Regions from separate parts of the Homo sapiens genome. Here region 1 is linked to region 2. The links are chromatin contacts, found by Hi-C or POLR2A ChIA-PET in ENCODE. All regions are on one chromosome and are shown on one strand. The core of a region is the stretch at or near the end of the contact, and the rest is flanking DNA. Distances in the headings are between cores, read along the strand shown.

What was found. Hi-C counts contacts between places; a loop is a spot of excess contacts on that map. ChIA-PET counts read pairs that join two places held with the same protein, here RNA polymerase II (POLR2A). Pooled maps may share reads with other maps.
Region 1: a pooled map shows a loop between it and region 2 (2.2-fold over the local background). The contact joins two enhancer-like sites. A Hi-C loop is called at or near these places in 4 of 50 pooled maps. POLR2A ChIA-PET finds 5 or more read pairs at or near these places in 5 of 52 experiments (T-cell, WTC11, activated CD4-positive, alpha-beta T cell and 2 more).

What each region holds. Positions count from the first base shown.
Region 1 is chr10:6,380,767-6,383,845 of GRCh38, reverse strand. No RefSeq gene overlaps it. Among named protein-coding and RNA genes, the nearest start is that of LINC02656, 32 kb to the right of the region's middle. Within about 2 kb of position 1,615, at least 7 of the 41 ENCODE cell types and tissues checked have a DNase peak (open chromatin) inside an H3K27ac peak, as active enhancers do.
Region 2 is chr10:6,134,557-6,137,614 of GRCh38, reverse strand. All of the region lies in intron 1 of LOC101928080 (a long non-coding RNA gene), which reads left to right. Among named protein-coding and RNA genes, the nearest start is that of MIR3155A, 16 kb to the left of the region's middle. RefSeq lists enhancers at 743-1,042, 2,385-2,932, 2,933-3,058. Within about 2 kb of position 1,259, at least 3 of the 41 ENCODE cell types and tissues checked have a DNase peak (open chromatin) inside an H3K27ac peak, as active enhancers do.

The sequences.
Region 1 (3,079 bases), core at 366-2,865, 250 kb before region 2:
AGCCTCAACCCCCTTAAGCCTCCCACCTCAGCCTCCCAAGTAGCTGGGACCACAGGCAGGCACCACCACACCTGACTAATTTTTACATTTTTTGTAGAGACAACGGCTTGCTATGTTACCTAGGCTAGTCTTAAACTCCTGGACTCAAGCAACCCTCCCCCATCAGCCTCCCAAGGTGCCAGGATTACAGGCATGAGCCACCGTGGTCAGCCTATTATGTTATTTTTTCAAAGGTGCTCTATTCAGTTAGCTAACACCACAGCAAGGATCCATCTAACTGTTTAGTTAAGGACAACCCAGAGCAGGGCCTGAGGCCACAGGACAGAGAAGTCAAGTTTTGATGGGGAAAGCCATTTGGGCCATCTTCCCGATAGGGCTGTCTGTGGTGCCATAGATACGGCAGGATGGCATCGGGCATCTGGAAAGGAGTGGGGAGGCCCTGGAAGCTGGCCTCGAGGGACACAAGAACAAACTTTGTGAACTTTCCCAAATGTGCCCAGGCAATCTCAGTCCCATGGTTACATTTTGACTCCCACAACGAATGCGAAGCCTTGGAGAATGAATGGGTTTTGTTTGGATTTTCTGAGAAGCATCTTAATTCAAGACCTTTTGCCTGAGTGAGTCAGAGGCAGGAAAGCCTCCAGTCCCACACCAGCTGGTACTTTTCCATTGCCTCCTCCTGGATTATATAACACAGCACATTTTTAGAAACTTGGTTCTAGTTGTAGACTTCTGAGCTAAAATTTCAGCTTCCCAGTCCTCACACTGTCACTTTTTCAAGAGAGGAGATATTCGTGGTTTTGAGCAATGGAGAGACGCTGGAGAATAATATACTCATTATATGGAAAAGGAATACAGAGTTCCATGCAGTCATCTCAAAATATTTCCCTCCCACACCTGTGTTTATATAGGGACATGATAAGAGACCCCGAAACTGACTGTTTCATCTTGTTGCACCTGGGAGAGTGCCTCTGCTGGGATACTTTGAGTGTACAGTCACATGTGGAGGTAGTGTATTAGCTAAATTCATACTAACATGTAATCGATTGATATAGCATCCAGAGAAGCATTCTGTGGCAAGGAAGTTTCATGGGGCCATCTTGAGAAAACTGAGCCCCTGAAATAAGCAGAGGCTGGAGCAAGAGGAGGGAAATGTGTCGACAGAGATGGAGGGAAGAGCTTGTGGTAAAAAGGAAACTGAGGTGTAGACCATTTCCACAACAGTCAAGTCCATGTTGCAAGATGACCGATTACAAGGACCAGATTCCAGGTCTCTCACTTCTCACCTCCCTTCTTAAAATACCCAGCCTCACCTTCCGTAAACCGTTTGTCCAAAACAGCTCCTTGTCCCAAGGACCAAGTTTGACCAAATCCTCTCCTATTTAAGTAGAAGCAGAAAAGCACCAGCCCGATGCCAACCTGTCTTCTTCAGCAGCATTTCGGGCAAATCCATTTGCACAGTGAGTGGCGTTTCTTGTTTTGATGTCTACTTAGCCCCCAAAGACACGAAAGCTTAGTCACAGCCCAAAACATGGGACCAAAGCCAAACAGGAATCGAAAGAATCAAAGACAAAGCAAAAGCATGCCAGCTGCAGCTGTTAAGTCTTCTCCGCCAGCCCCATGTCTGGTTTCCTTCCCTTTCATGCCCACAAACACTGACATTTGTGTACATGCCATTCCCGAGGGCCTTCAGATTTAAAACACACACACACCCATCATTTTCAGCTGCACTTCAGAGAAGTGTCTCATAAACTATGCAGAGAGCTACAGCTTAATTCTGGCTTAATATGTTTCTAGACACCTGATTTTTTTGCTGCAATGGCCATTGTATTGCCTTGTATAGCCTTTCTCCAGGTGAATGGGACATCCCTGTCCCACAATTTCTGTTGGAGTTGCATTTTAGATGAATGTCGACAGTAGACCCAGAGAAGTAAACTAGTGGAGGAGTGGAAAGGTCTTGATATAGAAGTCCTCAGATCCCTGCCCCTGTTTCCACAATGAAGGCAGCTATGTATTTAACACTTGTCCAGCATCTACTTGGGTAACATGGCTTTCCTTGGGGTGCCCTCTCTGCTTTATGGTTTACAGGACAATCACAGTTATCCACCTCCAAAGAATTGTCCATCAAGTCAGTCCATGGAGAGACATGGTGATATGGTTTGGCTGTGTCCCCACCCAAATCTCATCTTGAATTCCCACGTGTTGTGGGAGGGACCTGGTGGGAGGTAACTGAGTTATGGGGGCGGGTCTTTCCCGTGCTGTTCTTGTGATGGTGAATTAGTCTCATGAGATCTGATGGTTTTATAAAGAGGCATGTTCCTGCACAATCTCTCTCTGTTTGCCTGCCACCATCCATGTAAGATGTGACTTGCTCCTCCTTGCCTTCTGCCACGATTGTGAGGCCTCTCCAGCCATGTGGAACTATAAGTCCATTAAACCTCTTTTTTTTCCCCAGTCTCAGATATGGCTTTATCAGTAGCATGAAAACAGACTAATGCAGTAAATTGGTACCAGTAGAGTGGGGCACTGCTGAAAAGATACACAAAAATGTGGAACTGGGTAACAGGCAGAGGTTGGAACAGTTTGGAGGACTCAGAGGAAGACAGAAAAATGTGGGACAGTTTGGAACTTCCTAGAGACTTGCTGAATGGCTTTTACCAAAATGCTGATAATGATATGGACAGTGAAATCCAGGCTGAGGTGGTCTCAGATGGAGATGAGGAACTTGTTGGGAATTGGAACAAAGGTAACTCTTGTTACGTTTTAGCAAAGAGACTGACAGCATTTTGCCCCAGCCCTAGAGATTTGTGGAACTTTGAACTTGAGAGAGATGATTTAGGGTATCTGGTGGAAGATTTCTATTTCTAGGCAGCAAAGCATTCAAGAGGTGACTTGGATGCTGTTAAAGGCATTCAATTTTAAAAGGGAAACAGATCATTAAAGTTTGTAAAATTTTCAGGCTGACAATGTGATAGAAACAAAAATCCCATTCTCTGAGGAGAAATTAAAGCTGGCTGCAGAAATTTGCATTAGTAATGAAGATCTGAATGTTAATCACCAGGACAATGGGGAAAATGTC
Region 2 (3,058 bases), core at 10-2,509:
GTGATCACCGTTCACTGCGGCCTCAACCTCCCGGGCTCAAGCAGTCCTCCCATCTCAGCTTCCCAGATACCTGGGATCACAGGTATGTGCCATCACACCCAGCTAATTTTTTGTATTTTTGGTAGAGACGGGGTTTCACCATGTTGTCCAAGCTGGTCTTGAACTCCTAGGCTCAAGTGATCTGCCTGCCTTGGCCTCCTGAAGTGCTGGGATTACAGGTGTGAGCCACCACACCTGGCCTCATCCCTGAAGCATTTTCTGCCACGTCTTAGGCTGCATTGGTGACATAATCTGGGGGCTGCCGCCCCTCACAGCTACGTGACTTCATATGCAAGCTCCTTGGCCTCACTGTGCCTCAGTTTCCTCATCTGTAAAATGGAGACAATAATAACACCTGCCCCTAGGGTGGCTGTGAGCATTGCATGAGATAACATGTGTGTCAGTCAGGAGTTTTGGCTGCAAGCTAGGGATCCAACTCTGGGTGATTAAATCAGAGAGGAATTTATTGGAGGGTATCGAGTAGCTCACAGGTTTGGGAGAAAGTCAGGAGAACTAGCCAAAGCTGCCAGAACTCTGGCCAAATTCACATCAGAGGGCGGCTCTGGCAAACTCAGGACGCTAGATCCGCATGGGGGCACCGCCTCTTGAGCCTGCTCCTTTGTCTCTTGAGTTACCTTAAGAGGCTGGGCAGGAGCTTCTGGCTCCCCCCGTGGAGGTCTCAACCTCACCCCCTTAGCTGCAGGGAAGGCTGGGGAAGTATCTGATGGTTTCAGCAGCTACTGCTGCCTCCATGGTAAGACATACCTAGTTATGAATAACTAACTAAAATAAGTCTGTAAGGTGGGGAATTCCCCAACCTAGGAAAGGAGCTCAGATGAGGAGCAAGAGAGAAAGAAGAGGGGATGGGGTGTGGAGAAGAGGAGAGGGTGCCTTTGGAGCAGAAGCCAGCCGTGGCAAGCACACGGGTTGGTCATCGCGGGTGTCCTCCACCACCCCAGGCTCCCTTGCCTCCCCTTGGACTGCTATCGGATCTAAAGAGGCTACTGAAAAAGAGGAGGCGCAAAACAGAGGCATGAGTTGTTCAAAGTCAAAGAACACAATGAGGGAAGAATTAGTCATTTCAGAACTGGAATGAAACTTACAGCTCATCTAAACCAGATGCCCCATTTTACAGAGGAATGAGGCATTCGCAGGCTAAATGACTCGTGCGGGTCCCCCAATAGCTGATGGCGAAGCTGTGAATTCAGACCCCCACTTCGCTTGAGCAGTGACGGGAAGCTGGTGACTTCAGGCTCTGGCAGGTCAGCCCGGGGTGCAGGGGGCGGCTCCTGGGCTCCTGCTCAGCAGGAGGTGGAGGGGGTCTCTCCCTTCCTGAAGCTTTGAGAGCTGGGGTGCTGAGTACATTCTTGGGCTGTTGGGTGACACCATTCCCCTCTCTGAGTCCCCCAAAGGAATAGCTTTGGCTTCCTACAGTTACAGGGCTTCCTATATTAAATCTCAGCTCTTCGAAACACCCAGAGTAGTTTATCTTGTTCCGACTGGACCCCAATTGAAACGGACAGAACACAAGGAAAAGAGCCCAGGATTTCAAGGTGGAACCTGGTTTTGCCACTTACCATTTGTGTGGCTTTGGGTAAGGCATGTAACTTTTCCACCTTAGTTTGTCCGTCTGTAAAGTGGGCATATTCATACTTCACATTAGGTCTATAGAATAGACATTTCATCAGGGTTGAATTTTTTATGTGCTTATATAAATGAATTTCTTTCTTTGTAGGGGTAAATGGGCTCAGATGGCTCAGAAAAAAAATACGCACTCGCACATGATACACACACACAGAATGATTTAGCAAATACATAGACAACTGGTGAGGAACAATTGGTCAGTGTGGGAGAAGAGGATAGAGGTGTTTTTCAGTTTGAAATTGTTTCAAAATAAATGCTTTCAGGGCCGGCATGGTGGCTCATGTCTGTAATCCCAGCACTTTGGGAGGCCAAGGCAGGCAGATCACCAGAGGTCAGGAGATCGAGACCATCCTGGCTAACACGGTGGAACCCCATCTCTACTAAAAATACAAAAATTAGCCGGGCATGGTGGTACACGCCTGTAGTCCCAGCTACTCAGGAGGCTGAGGCAGGAGAATCATTTGAACCAGGGAGGTGGAGGTTGCCGTGAGCTGAGATCGCACCACTGCACTCCAGCCTGCGCAACAGAGTGAGACTGTGTTTCTAAAACAAAACAAAACAAAAAAAATGCTTTCAGGAAAGAAGAGACAGCTGTGCTAATTTACATCTACTGAACTTCAATACATGTGCAATTTAATGCAGGGGATGTTCGTTTACTTTCTATTGCTATGTAGTGTTCTTTTTTTAAAAAAACAAAAAAACACACACACACACACACAGAAATTTTGTGGTTTAAGCCCCACCCCTTCATTAGCTCCCGATTCTGAAGGTTAGAAGTCACACTGCCTGCCTGTGGCTCTGCACAGACCTCGCCCAGCGGAGATCAAGGTGCTGACTAGCTGAGTTCTCATCAGGAACCTCTGGAGAAAACTCCACTTCCCAGCTCCTCCTTGTGGGCACAATTCAGTTCCTGTGGAGTGGGAATAGGGTCCCCATTTCCTCGCTGGCTGTCAGCGGGGTCACTCCTAGAGGCCACCCTCGTTCCATGCCACGTGGCTCCTCCTTCCGCAGGGGCAAGGGCAGGTTGGATCTTTCTCGTGCTTTGAACACTGATGTCTTCTTCTGGGTCCTGCAGGAGAAAGCTCTCTGCCTTAAAGGACTCCGGCCCCCAGCAATCTCCCATCTTACAGTCAACTCATGGGGACCTTAATTCCATCTGCACAGCCCTTCCTGGCAGCTCCTAGGTCAGAGCCGAGCTGAACACCTGGGAGGAGGCGCACACACGGGCCCAGGAACCTGGCAGCAGGCTGCTGGTGGGGGGCATGGGCTCCCCAAGGGCCCACGGTTGGCCTGGCCCAGCCCTAGCACAGCTGGTGTGCTGTGTGCACTCTTTCTGTCATCCTCCCCTCAAAACGCAGCTCCTACGTGCTGCCCT